Regions from separate parts of the Homo sapiens genome. Here region 1 is linked to region 2. Evidence: chromatin loops called from intact Hi-C (ENCODE). Cell type or tissue: PC-3. All regions are shown on one strand. Links, peaks and the distances in the headings refer to the core of each region. The heading gives the core; the rest is flanking DNA. Region 1 overlaps CDCA7L (cell division cycle associated 7 like). Region 2 has its middle 55 kb from the start of CDCA7L.

Region 1 (8,334 bases), core at 146-8,145, 89 kb before region 2:
AGCCCCTCTCATCCCCAACACAACTATATACTTAGAACTTAGCTTGGTCAACAGTAAGCAGCATTATGGCACCATGTAGGGGCTAAAAATGGTGCTGGGGAATCTCTTTCTGTTCCCAAACCAGAGCTGATCATGTAATAGTTGCTCTGGGTTCTGGAAAAGTAAAAGGATACACAATACCCAGAGTATATTTTCTTGACAGAAGCCAAAGCAACAGCAGCAGCTGTAGGAGCAAAGTGGTTCTGGGAGCCCAGCAACTGCTGCCAGAGCCTGGTGCCAACTCCCAGGACGCCCTCCGTGAAGCCTCACCATGGCTTTGTTCTCCTTGATGTTCATGGTCCTTTTCAGCAAAGCATCTGAACTCTCCTGGCTCTCATCCCGAGAGTCATCCTCAGACTCAGAGGTAGAATCTTCCCTTTGTATCACCTGTCTACAGTCTTTCTTTCTTTCAAGAATTGTTTTTTTCTCATTCTGTAAGCGTGCGCTAGAAAACAACTGCTCGGAAGAACTGTTTTTATCTGGTTTGTTGGCCAGCTTCTTGGTGGGGAACTGAAAGGCTACTCGAAGACCAATACTACTTCTTCTAGACCTGCTTCTTCTAGGGGTAGCCTTATCTTCTTCTTCATCTTCCTCTTCCTCGCTCACCAAAGATGCTTTGCCATCATCACTCAAATCTGACTCCACGACCTAATAAAATAAGAGCAAGAAAAAGCACAAAGACACTGTTACAGACCCACAAAAAAGACATGCATTTAAAACAACTGACAGCATTATGAGAAAAAACATGAAAAATGAAAAGCTTCCCCTTCATATTATGAGTTCCCTCTGAATTTCCTTTAAATGTGCAAGAAATTGGTTGATGAATAAAATCAGAGAGCAGGCAACCTACTACTGAACTGTGCACCATCATACCCGCGACAGAAATGGGTTCCATTCAGAGCATGAGGGCTGTAAGCAAAACACTGACAGGGTGGGTTCCTCCACCGTGGGACAACCAGGGAGCACCAGCAAGAGGAGAGACAGTCACAGAAAAGGAGAGACAGCAGCATGACAGATGTGATCTTCAGACAGGAAAGGACGCAACGGGGGAAAAATGCTGACTGGTCTCCTCTAAATAGCAGGAACCAGACTCCTGAATAACAGGGCGGGAGAGCTGACTGCACCTCAGGGCAGTGACCCAGGACAGGCAGATGACCTGCCACTGCGTCCTCAGTCAAGGGGCACCTTTCCCTTCTCTGGAACCCTCAGAGCCATGAGGTGAAACCAGGTCACAAAGCTCTACAGGTTGTAGCAAAACACCACTCAGTCAACTCAAGAAATCCTCACCCGACATTTTCAAATTCCACATGGCAGAGGTCTCCAGCATTCAAACATTGCTCTGTTTTACAAGTGAGAACACAGTAAATATGGAAGGCAGTAACAGGGATACATCACCTAGGTGACAGCTTGGATGTGACGGGACTCTTAGCAGTGGTACAGAGACAGGTTTAAGTATGTAAGATCTAGGACGTCTTCTGGGCATCCTTCCATGACCAGAAGCTAGAAAACTTTGGGAACCATTATCTGGGAATTCTGAAAATCTACCAAGAACACGGAATGGCACCGATACGGACCCAGGATCAGTTCAGGGACTCTGCTTCCTCCCCGGTGACGACCATCAACCCCAAACTCTCGTTGGACTAAAGTTAGAAATAAGACACAGGGAGAAAAAAAACGCAGATAACTGCCAACCCTGGTATATCCACACCAAGCCAAGTGAGGAGTAAGACTATATGGCACTGATTTATCTATTTTTTAATACCCTGAACTTCCCATATTAATAGCTTCAGAATTCAAAATGGTGTACTGCAAAGGAACCCAATTTCAGGGGACACTGTCAGGGAAGAACTTCAGTTTTGATCCATTTATCTACCATCCTCATCATCGACAGGCCTCTCTTTACCAGATGTGGAACAGCTCACTACAGAGGCCTGAAGGAAGGAAAGAACAAATGGTACACAGCAGCCCAGAATCAGACCCAAGAGAAGAGCACAAGTGTAGTACATGGATGTGGTTATTTCGCATCCGGCCAGCAGACCCCTGGAAACCAAGTTACAGCAATGTCCCATTATCAAGAAAGATAGGTTCGCCAGTTCCCACAGGGGTGGGCAGGAGGGTGGGCTGGGAGGCAACAATGCTTTTCTTCTCACTGGATTCTAAAATAAAATTTGCAAGGGCCTGTGCTGAACTGTAAGCTATATCATGATCTATGTAACTACATCACACAGTCCATAGACTTGGGGGCAGGTGGGAGGGAAGACTTCTGGGGTAATTCACTTTCTCTCACTAGAAATGCAAATGCTTCGAATAACCAGACATCACTTCACTAAAGAACAGAAAATAAGTACATTGCTAACTGATGATGCCCATTAGGGTTTTAGAAGCATCTTAATATCGTGCTGGCAAGAAGCTAGGGACTTGCTGGCCAGAACTGATGGAACTGCCACACAAACAGCTTCTGCAAAGAAAGCCAAAGGAGACCTGGGGCCTCCAGGCTGGCACAGCTCTATGTTGCTACTCATAGCAAAAAATCACTATCAAACGAAGCAGCCTACCATGCGGGCTTTTATGCTCTACATTCTCTCCTAGGACAAGTGAGGGACATGGCAGGCTAGGAGTCACGGCTTATTTATACCTCTACACAGTCTCTGCCAAAAGTTAGTCTTTAGCAGCTTCTGGCTGTGAAGAGGCGTAAACTCTACGTTCCATCTTCATACTGAAGAAGATAGTAGCATGTTTATTTTTTGCATAAATGTATGCTATTTTTAGCAGAAAACATTTCTGCACTTAAATCCGAAGGCTGTGCCTTAAAGTTACCTTCAGGTTCAAACACGAGTGGGCAGTAAACTAGCCTAACTGTGCAGGATAAAACAAACAAATAACTAACAAGTCTGTTCATAGGAAGTGCTGAGAGTAGACTTCCCTCCAGAATCCAGGCAGGCCTGGGTCATCTTTAACACTAAAAAGCATGACAAATCCAAATCCACAATGCATGGGGAACACCAAGTTTGTACCACAGCCAAATTTTTGCCAAATTAACTTCAAACCAAAAACTGTCACTTCACACACAGTAAGAAAGTATCTCAAGAAAGTTGTCATCTAAGATAAACTTTTAGATAAAAGAGGTTTAAGGAACTCTTGAGATAATTTTTTTTTTTTTTTTTTTTTTTTTTTTTTTTTTTTTTTTTGAGATGGAGTCTCGCTCTGTCACCCAGGCTGGAGTGCAGTGGCTCAATCTCAGCTCACTGCAACCTCTGCCTCCCGGCTTCAAGAAATCCTCCTGCCTCCGCCTCCCGAGTAGCTTGGATTACAGGTGCCCGCCACCACGCCCGGCTAATTTTTGTATTTTGAGGAGAGATGGGGTTTCACCATATCGGTGAGGCTGGTCTTGAACTCCTGACCTCAGGTCCACCCGCCTCGGCCTCCCAAAGTGCTGGGATTACAGGTATGAGCCACCGTGCCTGGCCAAGAGAGATAAATTCTTTGAGAAGGACAATAAAGGACGCCTGGGACACATCCCCAAAAACCCCCTAAGGCACGAGGAGAAGATGAATGGATTTTCTCTAAGAGAATAATGGACTGGTGGACCAGGGATTAGCCTTCCAGGAGCAATTTTTTTAGGTTATGTTAATTGCTTGTAAGATAAATATGTAAGAAAAATCTTTTCACTTGTGAAGTGACTGCTTACAAGTAAAACTCTTTCAGAAACAGGATTAAAAACGTTACCACCCACATCCCTTCCTGTTGTAATTATTACCATTACTTCTGGGTTAGTCTTTCCATTCAGATCACTCTGCGTAAATCCTGCAAAATCCTCAGTCTCTGAGTCAGTGTCCTCTATAAAAATTCTTCTTAGCTCTTCTGTGAAGTATTTGGAATGAAAGCGCACATCCTGCTAAATTAAAGACACACATACATCAGAGACGGAAAGTAGAATAGAGGTTACCAGGGAAGGGTAGAATGAGGAGCTACTGAACGGGTACAGAGCTTCTGATGGAGATGACGAAAATGGATGGACAACAATGTGAATGTACTTAATGCACTGAACTGTACACATCAAAAACAGCTGAAATGATATACTTCATGTTATGTGTATTTTACCACAAAAAAAAAAAAACACTGGCCGGGTACAGTGGCTCACCCTGTAATCCCAGCACTTTGGGAGACCGAGGCAGGCAGATCACTTGAACTCAGGAGTTCAAGACCAGCCTGAGCAACATAGTGAGACCTCATCTCTGCAAAAAATACAAAAATTAGCTGGGTCTGGTGGCATGTACCTGTAGTCCCAGCTACTTGGGAGGCTAAGGTGGGAGGATTACCCAACCCTGGGAGGTCGAGGCTGCAGTGAGCTGCACACCAATGCACTCCAGCCTGCGTTGCAGCCAAGATCACACCATTGCACTCCAGCCGGGTGACAGAGTGAGACCCTCTCTCAAAAAAACCCGCATACGTACACGTATATATTACATATATACACATTTTCTAAAGCTTACAAAATTCAGACCTACAAGACAGACAATTTTTAAAAATTGGGTGTAGTCTCAATCAGCTTCTAATGTGACTGGTAAGTGCTCATGGAATTCAGCTTCTCCTGCCAAAGCTGGCAACCAGACACGTCTGCTTTCACATAGAACCAAAACACATGGAAAGAAGATATGAGGAGAAAACCTGGCTCCCTCCCACGTGTTGGCTTCCCTTTCCAACAGCCTTTCAAAGCCGGAGTCTCCTCCAAGTGGGTGAGCATGCCTCCCATTCACCAACAGCGAGCTTCTCTGTAGGAAAAGGCTGGGGCCTCTCTCAGCCCCCACCGCCCACCACCAGAGAGCCTAGACTTGCTCCATGAGCAGACACCATGGGGGCCTGATGGAAAGCTCATTCAAGGTCACCCCCAGGAATTTCTCTCGTGCAGGAGGTGAGAGGTGAACAACCATGGCTAGGTGGCAAGTGAGCAGAAGGAAAGATGCAATGTGACTCTTTAAGAAAAGGCATTTTCTAATACTTTTTCTTTTGAAATAGTGCAAAGATGGAAACCCAACTCTCTTAATAGTATACTTGAAAGAAAGAGGAAATAACAAACTGCAGGCCAAAGGGAGACCCACGAGACCAGCCCCCTGCAAGCCCGCCACACCTCATCAAGACTAGAGTCTGTCCCCAGTTTCCTCTGACGTCTCTTCCCCCCATCTCTGATATAGCAATGACCCCTTGTAACACCACACTTGGCGGGGAATCTGTATCTACCCCACTGCGTTTCCCCGCCTTTAATTATATACTTCTTTGAGCTCATATATCTCTGGGGAAAGATAGATATAATAGACAAGTGGAAAAACTTACAGGGGCACACAGAAAGAAATGCCTACATCTAGCATTCTGTAAGCTTAAAAATGTCTCCTATGAATTATTATGGGTAATTGGAGTGAGTTTGCTCAGAGCTGAATTACTTTGTTCCTTTGTTGATAGCTGTAGTGCAGCTGCTTGAGAAAAAAAATTGCACACACAAAAGGGAAGTTTCTTTAAAGTGAAATTCAAATCGTGTTTAAGGGAGACCAGAGTTAGCATACACATACTGTGTGCAAGTTCATGCAGCTTCTCTCTATTGGTTAAAATGGATCATGAGCCTGTGGGGTCGGGGTAGAGAAGCAGCCAGGGCTTGATTATTAAGGAAGAATGGTACACAGCTGCTGCTAAGGAAACCCACCATGCACCTGAGGCCTCTCAGTGCAAGAAACATCTGGCTCACAGAGCCTTGGGCCAGCCCCTGCAGGCTAATTTAGAGTGGTATTTCTGTGTGCAAATTTCATCAACTACCTAAAGCCCCTGCCTAGGGCCTGAAGGGAACAGGGCAAGCCTTGAAGCTATGAGTTCCCATCTTCCAGTTTTTCTGGCTATTTTGATCCTGTGTGCTGGCCTCCCAGGGCAATGGGCATCTTGGGAGAGATTACCATCTTTGATGGTCAGTCCTGATAGAGAAAAACAACTTACCATTGTCCTGAACTGAGGCCTGTGCTTTAGTTTCCTTACTCCAAAGTGTGTAAGTACTGTTTTCCATGTGGGTCTGTATGATGCCAATCTCCACTCCACACTGCTCCACTGCATTCTGAGTTAGAAACCCTGGCACTGCTGATTGCTCTCTGGCACTGGTTCATTCATCTTCAAAATCAATACTGGGTGCTATGCTATAGGCCTTGGTCATCTACCATGATCAGGACCATAAGCAAATAACACATCAGAGGAGAAGCTAACATAGGTGGATAAACTTATTTTGAAGTCCATGTGACATGGAAGAAACAGACCAGAGAGCAATGGCCTGTTGAACCAGACAGCCAGACAAGCACCCCATTTCAACTGCACCCAGCAAACAACACCCCCCGTGCTCACTGTATACAGTCAGGTGGGGTGTTGGATGCTTGAAATCAGAGGAAAGGAACAATACATGAGGACGAAAAGTCAGAGCCAGGGAAGCTAGAAAGCACCATTCAAGTATGAGGTCTCCCCTTCTTAAGGAGTTTATAATCTAACAGGGAGGCAGACAGGTCCACGAATAACCCTGGTGAGGGTCAGTGCTCTAAGGGATACAAAGCAATATGGCACACGGAGGGAAAGAAAATCCAGTAAGACTTCATGGAAGAAGTAGCATAACTGGATGTGAGCCACGGTAGAGGCTAGAAAAATGGTGAGAGCACAGATAGGCAGGAACAGCATGGACCAGTGGGCAGAAAGGGCAGAACAGTGGATAATGAGAGTGTCAGTTCAGTTCCTGTGCCCTGCAGCATAGCAGGTAGGAAAGAGACCCGGCGGGGTAAGAGGCTGAGAAGTGGTGGCCCTGGATTTGGAACATCCCAGCTTGGTACTTCCCAGATGTGGGGCCTTGGGCAAGTCATTACACCTTCCTGAACGTCAGTTTCATCACTTGCAAAACTGCAGCTTCCCAGGGAGGTCTGTGGATTAAATGCAGTATCTGTATGAAAAGCAGTTGGCACACTGTCCTCCCTGGGGAGAACACACCTGACTACAAAAGGAGTCATCATAGCAGCAGAAGCAGCTGTTCTGTTTCTTAATGCCCGGTGCCTGCCAGGCTCTGTGCTCGGCCCTTTAGACATGTTCTGCCTTGCTCAAATGCTCCTCAAGGTGGATCCAACAGGCTCTGCTCTCCCCACCGCCTGACTGTGCTCAGATGGAGGGCTAAGGGAGGAGCTGACCGGAGGTCAATCCTATAACAGATCCTAGTAGGAAGGGATGAGCATTCGGGTAAGAGCTACGAGGGCTACGGCAGCTGCAGAGGGAAGGGAAGGATGGACACCAGGAACACAGCAGAAGTTTCATCAACTCCTGGACGGGAGTCAAGGAGATGGAAGAGGGGAGGGAAGGCCAAGAACAAAAGATGGAAATCAAGATGGGGAAAGGGGGAAGCCAGAAAGACAACCAAGGGAAGGAGAAGTGAGTTTCAGATCTCCCTTAGCAACCAGGACCAGTCCAACTGGTAGTCAGAAACCACCTGGGGCTGGAGAGAGAAGACAAGCTCCACAAAAGAATACAGTAACAGCTCAAAGCAGGACAACAGACAAGATTCACTAAGTGAGAAGACTGAAGACAAACCCTTAGAGAACATCTGCATTTAGGGACACGAACAGGGAAAACAAGTGACAGTAACAAAAAGCAGGCCAGGTACAGTGGCTCACGCCTCTAATTCCAGCACTTTCGGAGGCCAAGGCGGGCAGATCACCTGAGGTCGGGAGTTTGAGACCAGCCTGGCCAATATGGCAAAACCCCATCACTACTAAAAAAAAAAAAAAAAAAAAAAAACACACACACACACACAAATTAGCCAGGCGTGGTGGTGGGAGCCTGTAATCCCAGCTACTCGGGAGGCTGAGGCTGGGAAAATTGCTTGAACCCGGGAGGCAGAAGTTGCAGTGAGCCAAGATCATGCCACTGCACTCCAGCCTGGGTGACACAATGATACTCCATCTTGGAAAGAAAGAAAATAATAATAACAAAGAGCAAAAGGTGTAACAGAGAGGAAGAAACCCAGGTGGTTAGAAGGAGGTCTACTGGTGGGGTCAACTGCTGTGGAGATGCCAAATGAGATGAGGACGACAGAGACCAGGGAGCCTCCAGAGATCTCAGAAAGCACAGCTCCCACCAGGCCAGAACTTACAGTGGCCCACGTAATTAAGCAGGCACTTCACTTACATATAATTAACTGCTTCCCTTCCTGGACTTGCCCAGTGGAAGCAAAGTGGGTTTAATTTGCTGCCTTTTTGGAGAGGCCATGGTCAAGGCAGAATGAGGAATTTT
Region 2 (8,334 bases), core at 188-8,187:
ATCATAGGCACAACAGCCTTGAACTCCTGGTTTCAAGTGATCCTCCTGCCTCAGCCTCCCAAGTAGCTGGGACTCTGTGTAACATTTCGAGGAGCTGTCAGTCTGTTTACTACAGCTGTACTTACCTTTTGACCCAGTAATCCTGCTTTTAAAAATCTACCTTGAAGATACACGTCTAACATTTTAAAAATTATATGTATCAGCTATTTGTTACAGTAGTGTTTATAATTGAAAAATTTGGGAAACAATGTAAATGTCTGTCTATAGGAATGTGGGTTGAACAAACTATGATAAAGCCACACAATGAAATACTACACAGCTATCAAAGATAAAGAGGAAGATCTCTGTGAACAGATAGAGCACTTTCCAGGATATATTGTTACGTGTAAAAGGCAAAGTTTATAAGCCTTTCTATTATATGCTACCTTTTAGGTAAGAAAAGAGATATAAGAAAATATAACTGTATCTGCTTTTTTGTGCAAAAGAAATATAGGAATTATAAACCATAAATTAAAGACATTGGTTATCTACAAAGAATGGCAGGGAACCAGGTAGAAAGGATGAGAGAATGGGAACAGGCTAGCAAGAACGAGGAGGAAGTAACCTTTCTCTGAGCATAGACTTTTTATAACTTTGATTTTAGAATCATAGCAAAATTTCCCATACCTTAGAAAAACCTAAGTAAATTTGAAAAACATAATTTTGACTTGATAGTGGAAGGCTAACGTCTAAAGAAACAGTGTAAAATTATTGTAATGTAGTTAGTAAATTTGTTTTCCAACAAGGATACTAGAATTATATACCAGATCAGATAAAGAGTCAAGTTTCTCACTGTTGGAGAAAGATGTTATACATAAGGAAAGGGGCAAGGCAAAAATGAACCCGTGGAATTTATTCGAGTTACAGATCTCAGTATAAACCCACATTTATATACATACATATATATACATATGTATATATATACACACACATACATACATATGTGTGTGTGGGCGGTTGAGTAGATGATAGATAGGCAGGCAGACAGACACACGCATATACAGATGTGTGTGCCTGCATGAGTTAGTATACGTACACACAGTTCCTTGCTCTGCTGGAAGGTCCTAGAAACAATGACTCTCTAGTAGCAATGAATACATTTAGTGCTTAGATCTTAGTTTCTAAATATCACTCTTGAATAAAAGGAACCATGCTCCTTGGAGAAGTTGGTGACTCCAGGACTGGGGCAGGCAAAATATAAAATGAGCCTGGAGGCCTGGCACAGTGTGGCTCATGCTTGTAATTGCCTCATTTTGGGAGGCCGAGGCGGGTGGATCACCTGAGGTCAGGAGTTTGAGACCAGCCTGACCAATATGGTGAAACCCCGTTTCTACTAAAAATACAAAACTTAGCTGGGCATGGTGGTGGGTGCCTGTAATCCCAGCTACCTGGGAGGATGAGGCAGGAGAATTGCTTGAACCTGGGAGGCGGAGGTTGCAGTGAGGTGACATTGTGCCACTGCACTCCAGCCTGGGTGACAGAGCAAGACTTCGTCTCAGAAAAAAAAAAAAAAAAAAAAAGAGCCTGGAACATCATGTGCCAGAATACAAGGAAGTAGCCACAAAGGATGGAGCCATGTCAGAAGAACACAGAGCCCACCTGAAGGAGCTCCCAATGGCCAAAGCTGGAGTAATTTTGAGCAATCAAGAAAGGGTAATAGCATTGGATTATAAGCCATAGACGGAAGTAAATATCCATGAGTCCACAGTGATGTAACGTAGTAAATAAATGGGAGAGAAGGGACACATCTTCGTTACAGAACCTATTAATACATGCAGAGGGAAAAGAGGAAATGGGGGGAAACCCCACAGTAAAAATGGTTGTAGGCATCAAAGGATGCTAAAATTAGTGGCTATAAGTTTAAGGAGAAACAAGATATTTGCATAAAGTATCTTCCCAGATACATTTATTAACCAATTACTAACGGGAAAATAGTCATTTTACTTTGGAAAAACTGGTAGTCACCTCCTTGACCGGGAATGAAGGTTCATATCTGTAGAAAGAGACATAGGACGTCATTTGATGCACAGAGAAGGGCGCAATCTGATTTCCATGGCATTCCTGCGAAAAATGCTTGACCTCCTTTATCCATGAGAAAATATCAGATAAACCCAAATTGAAGCACATTCTATGAAATAACCGATTCGTAGTCTTCAAAAGTGACAAGGTCAGGAAAGGCAAGAAAAACCTGAGAAATTGTTATAGACTAGAGGGGACTAAGGAGTCATGACAACTAATTGCCACGCAGGGTCCTAGGCTGAGCCTTGAACAGAAAAAGGATGTTAATAGGAATTCAAAAAAGGTTAGTAGATTCAGTTCACAGTATTGTAGCTGTGTTCAAAATCTTTTTTTTTTTTTTTTTTTTTTTTGGAGACCGAGTCTCACTCTGTCGCCCAGGCTGGAGTTCAGTGGCGCAATCCCAGCTCACTGCAACCTCCACCTCCTGGCTTCAAGCGATTCTCCTTCCTCAGCCTCCCGAGTAGCTGGGATTACAGGCACACATCACCACGCCCAGAAAATTTTGTATGTTTAGTAGAGACGGAGTTTCACCATGTTAGCCAGGCTGATCTCGAACTCCCAATCTCTGGTTATCGGCCCGCCTCGGCCTCCCAAATGCTGGGATTATAGGCATGAGCCACTGCACCCAGCCTTAATTTCTTTACATAACTTACTGTGGTTATGTAAGATTATGTTATGGCCATGTATTAGAAGAAACTGAATGAAGGGTATATAGAAACTCTTTGTACAATTTTGCAACTTTTCAGTATGTTTAAAATTATTTCAAAAGAAAAATTTAAAAACGAAACCCATGTTGGGCCTAAGTTTTCTTGTCTGTACAACGAGTATGTTGAGTCATATGATGTGTAAGATCCATTTGGGGCATGAGATCATGAGTCCCCAGTCGCCCTCCTGGGCAAACATCATCCCTCCACCATCAATGCATGTGCTTAAGCAATAACCGTCATCTTCTTTACTAAAACAGGATTTTGTGGCCAGGCATGGTGTCTCATGCCTGTAATCCCAACACTTTGGGAGGCTAAGGCAAGAGGATCGCTCGAGCTCAGGAGGTTGAAGCTGCAGTGAGCTATGATTATGTCACTGCACTCCAGCCTGGGCGACAGAGTAAGACCCTATTTAAAACAAAACGAAACAAAAAACAACAGTATTTTGTTTCTGGTGAAGACAGCACTCTAGTATACATATATCACTTTAAGGTAGTTGCTGATGTCCACACTTCTTTAAGAAATGACATAGGGCCAGGCACGGTGGCTCACGCCTGTAATCCCAGCACTTTGGGAGGCCGAGGCGGGTGGATCACCTGAAGACAGGAGTTCAAGACCAGCCTGGCCAACATGACGAAACCCTGTCTCTACTAAAAATAACAGAAATTAGCCAGGCATGGTGGCCCCCGCCTGTAGTTCCAGCTACTCGGGAGGCTGAGGCAGGAGAATGGCTTGAACCTGGGAGGCAGAGGTTGCAGTGAGCCGAGATCGCACCACTGCACTCCAGCCTAGGTGACAGAGCGAGACTCTATCTCAAAAAAAAAAAAAAAAAAAAAAAGAAAGAAAGAAAGAAAGAAAAGAAAAGACACAGATCCCACCTCAAGGCTGGCAAAATTATCTTGCCTCAGTTTAAGGCAATGTTGGAAGATTGAATAAAAGCAGAAATTAATCGTGGGATAGTTTAATCCATCAATGTGATCCTATGGCAATACTGATTTTAGTATGAATCGCCACCATTTATTGGGGATCCATGCTGTGCAGGGCATGTCAGCAAGCTGTGTGTATGTAAACAGCTAATCCCTAGAGACACACATCTGGAACTTGCTGCTAGCTCCATTTGTCCCAGATGAGGAACCTGGGGCTTGGAGAAATCAGGGAATCAGCCCAGGGGGTGAGTGGAAAACCCAAGATGAGAACCCTTTAGGGTACAAAGCATCTGATCTTTCCACCACCCAGTTGTACTTTTTCAGATATAAAACAAAGGAAAACATTTAACAAAAAAGGGTGTCAATCCCTCACTTCGTACCTTTACCTCAGAGTAGTAATATAGGAAAAGAAATAAAAATACAGCTAAGGTTTCTGAGACCCTCTTTCTTTAAACCAAAGAGTTGTTAAACTTGGTGGTGGGCGGGGAGAGAGAGGGTTAACCCTCTCTGTTAATATCGTGGATAAAAACATCCGGCCTGAGAATTACCAAATACATACGTATTTAAATAGATAAAATAACTTTCCCATTAACACCATCCACATTGTACTACGGAAGAAAATACCGTTTTTATTATTCACCTCATTCCGGTGATTTGTCCATTGAGGGAGGGAGGGCTCTTCTAGAAAGACAGCAAAAATCTTTCTCTAGTCCTTCAGCCTCAATTGATTGGCTGTTTTTGTACAACCCTGCCATCTACTGGAGTAACTCAGAATTACAGGACACTCTAGAAATTTTCATATGGGCTAAAAATGTTAACATCTCAATTCTCAGTTAGTGATATGAACAGCCCTATTTTATTAATTAATATGTTATCATAGGGCAAGACATGGTCAATTCCTGGGTATGCACTGAAACCACATACCACATACCAGCCTACAAATGTTGCTGAAGGGTTTCATACCAGAGCAAATAGAAACAGACAAGCATCTATCAGTCCAAGTTTCTTTTTCTTTTGAAATAGAAAAAAAGGATCGCAAAGAATCTGCCCTTTGTAGAAGGATAAAAACATTTAGGGAAGCGGCAAAAGGAAAACATAATCACTGTAATTCTCCTGCTAAAATATAGCTATGCTTTGAAATTTCTTTGTGTTTTAATTATTTACAATGATGGAATCATATTACGCTTATTGTACTGTAAATGGATTTTTCTATTTAGTAACAGACATAATCATCATTGTTCCAAATGCTTTAGTCCTCACAGCTTAGGTCAATGTACATCACTATTTCACTTCAGTTTCATGTGGACAGTAGGGTCTCTACTTTTGTCTCTTTTGGGTGTTTATCCATTCAATCAACCCCCAGATACCTTCTATTAATAAAGCGGCAACGGAACAAGAAGCTCAATATTTTCCAACCTGCTAGGTTCCCCATCTTTCTAACTGTCCCTCACATGGAAGAGGGGGAGTGGGGTGGAGGCGAAGTTGAATCACAGAACAGAAAATAAATTAAAAGACCAGTTTCAAGAGGCATCTCTGCCCCCAAACCGCCAGTTCTTAGGGGTGCCTTAAATATTTGGACTCTGTAGTGACTAAACTGGAAAACACTAATCCCCATTTTAAGAGGAACAGGGAGATCACTGGAGTTATTTTCAATGCCTCTGCTTTTCACAGAAAACAATAATGTAAGCCATAAGCCATTAAATGATTGCCTCCAAAACTATTCTAAATTCTAAAAAGAGCAATACCATTACTAATTAAGTGTTATTAAAGGCAAGAATACTCAACATATGGGCTCAGTTTGTTAGCAGTGCTTTTTCTCTTCATGTACTTGCTTAACCCGGGAATAGTTTGTATGTGCCTATTTTGCAGAACCTGGAAGACAATTTTATTCTTAAAAGGATGCTAAAGGTTTATAGTTGTTTAATATCTTCTCCTTTGACACATTTTGGGTCATATTAATGATTTGCTTGATTCTGAGGCCTTGTTCAGGAATATAACCTGCAATTAGAACATCATTCCTATGGGAAAATATGCAACACTTGGCAATGATTTACCTCACAATGTGGTTTCCAGGAGACCATTATGGAAACAAAAAGCAGTATGTCTGTACTTGACTTTGTAATCCTGTGAGGACAAGCATGATCCTTCACATTACAGAAGGGAGATGAAGTCTCAGAGCTGGAGCGACTTTGCCTCATAAAAAGCAGAGTAGAGGCTGGCATCTCAGTCTTCCTTCCACAGTGCATTTTTCTGAAGTTATATTCTTGGCTTGGTCAAGGGTATGGACCTGGTGTCTGGGTTTGAGTCTAGGCTCTGTAATTTACTAACTATGCACAGGGCACGTTGCTAATCTCTCTTTATTCAATATCCTCGCCTGTAAAATGGGATGATGATCATCATGGCACATTATCTCATAGAGTTCTTAGGATGCTGAACAGATTAATAAAGCACTGGAGACAGTGCCTGGCAGATTTAAAAAAAAATCTTCAATAAATGTTTGCTACCGTTATCTACATGGCCAATGAAATTGTATGCTATTTATTGTAAGTTTCCCAAAACATCAGCAAAGGTATTAACACAATTTAGATGACACTAACAAAATCAGCTATTTCCATTTGATAGGTGCCTACTATATGCCAGACACATTACACACTTTATTTGTTGTTTTATCCCCATTTTAGAGATGGCAAATGGGAATCTCAGAGCAATTAATTAATTTTCCCAGGGTCGCACAGCCACCAAGCAGTAAAGCCCGACCTAAAATGCAGACTCCTCCATTGCTAAAGCCTGTGGGCATTCCATGCACTAAGCTAGATGACAAAACTATGTTAACCTTTTTGCATTACTTATCTGATGTGGCCTGCCAACAATTTCTTTTTAAACTACAATTTATTTTATTTATTTAATTAATTTTTTTTTTTTTTTTGAGACAGAGTGTCTCTCTGTCGTCCAGGCTGGAGTGCAGTGACATAATCTCAGCTCACTGCAACCTCCACCTCCCGGGTTGAAGCGATTCTCCTCCCTCAGCCTCCCGAGTAGCCAGGACTACAGGCACCCACCACCATGTCCTGCTAATTTTTGTATTTTTCGTAGAAATGGGGTTTCACCATGTTGGTCAGGCTGGTCTTGAACGCCTGACCTCAGGCGATCCTCTCACTTCAGCCTACCAAAATGCTGGGATTACAGGCGTGAGCCACTGCGCAGGGCCTACGACTCATTTTGAAATTTTTTGCTTTCTGAGTGTTTGCATAGACCCGGCATTGTGGCAGGGCCTGGAGAGCCAGTGGGGAACAAGACACAGTCCTGTGCTTCAGTTGTTCACAGGCTGGTGGAGAGAGTTAGACCACTAATTGGAAAATGGAATGGGTTCCTAAGTAAGCGTGGAATAAAATGTTATAGGAATATGTTTTTTAGAAGGAGCATTAGCCCAGCCTTGCAGGGTGGAAGGTGGGGTGCTGTGGGGGCATCAAAAATACCTCCTGGGGGAATTGATGAATGAACTAGGACTGTACTTACCCCACTGGGTTTTAAATAGCCCCAGTTAGCACATGCTTATTACCTGATTGGCCTGTGGCATGCACCTAAGACATGTTATCTTATTTAATCCTCACTACAATTCTCTAGGAGTGGTGCCATGATTCTCTTTTTGCAGATGAGAAAACAGGATTTGACAGACCCAGTAAGTTGTCTAAGATCACCCAGCTAATAAGAGCTCTGCCTTGAGTTTAAACCTGATTTGTCTGACCAATATACCCAGGCCATTAACCACTACATCACAGTGCCTCCAATCTTATGTAGGTTTATTGTGTTTGATGCAGATTATCCTGAATTGTAATTTTGCCTTCCCACCTATCTATGTTTTACTTCACTTGTTTCAACAAGTGTTATTCAATAAATGCTTTTTAATAAAAAAGAAAAAAGTTCTGAACCTGAACTATTATGTTAATAGGCTAAACCTATTAGATTGTCTTTTCCTCGTCCTTACAAAGGTACACGTGTCTCTTGCAGAGTTGAACACCTATGTGGTGCAATAGATTGGTAAAGTTGAGAGAGCACCATTCAATTTTGAATTGATATGTGTGGATCTAGATCCCCAATTTTCTATCCTCAGCCCTGCTAGAAAGGTTTGAAACTTTTTGGTTGGAAGATTATACAAGGCAACATCCGGGTATGGAAAAACAGATTTAATCTTGGTCTTATTCCTTGAGAAATCTACAAAGAGGTAAATTAATGGCCTCATGACATTCTCATGTATCAAATAAATCAAAACCAACTAGATACACAGCCATCCAAAAGAGAGGATGCTGGAGCATTTAGCAAGTTCTAATTAGCTGGAAGGTAGACTGGGAGCCAAGGGAGATTAGTGAAAGGAACACTGTATCCAGGAAACTTTGCTTTGGCTACATTCCTTTATGGGCAAAATAGCGGGCAAGATCTGGTCCCTGGCTTGCTTTCTTCTGTCATCTCCTGTCATTTCTCCTTATTCTACTCCTCCCCTTCCAACCTCAAAAACCCCAACAACACACAGTTGCATTCCAGCCATGCAACTAAACATGGCTAATCCTTAAACAAGCTGTGCTCTTTCTTGCCTCCCAGTTCTTGAACTTGCATTTGCCTCCTGTTCTTTCCCTGGCATGTCCTTCCCA

Evidence for each region. Hi-C counts contacts between places; a loop is a spot of excess contacts. Peaks named below come from ENCODE experiments on the same cell type or tissue, not always from the same donor. Only the 100,000 strongest peaks of a DNase experiment are listed, where the experiment ranks them.
Region 1: a loop joins it to region 2, with 7 times the contacts of the local background. A loop is called at or near these places in 8 of 110 quality-filtered maps.

The regions. Positions count from the first base shown.
Region 1 is chr7:21,907,821-21,916,154 of GRCh38, forward strand. CDCA7L (cell division cycle associated 7 like) reads right to left here. Exons shown (of 10, transcript NM_018719.5): 3 at 3,797-3,934; 4 at 310-687. Among named protein-coding and RNA genes, the nearest start is that of CDCA7L, 34 kb to the right of the region's middle. In PC-3, for the core only: no CTCF peak of the experiment used is centred there; a DNase peak (open chromatin) is centred at 3,891; H3K27ac peaks cover 1,168 bases.
Region 2 is chr7:21,997,153-22,005,486 of GRCh38, forward strand. No RefSeq gene overlaps it. Among named protein-coding and RNA genes, the nearest start is that of CDCA7L, 55 kb to the left of the region's middle. In PC-3, for the core only: a CTCF peak has its summit at 4,446 (motif pointing left); a DNase peak (open chromatin) is centred at 4,389; H3K4me3 peaks cover 384 bases; H3K27me3 peaks cover 2,339 bases.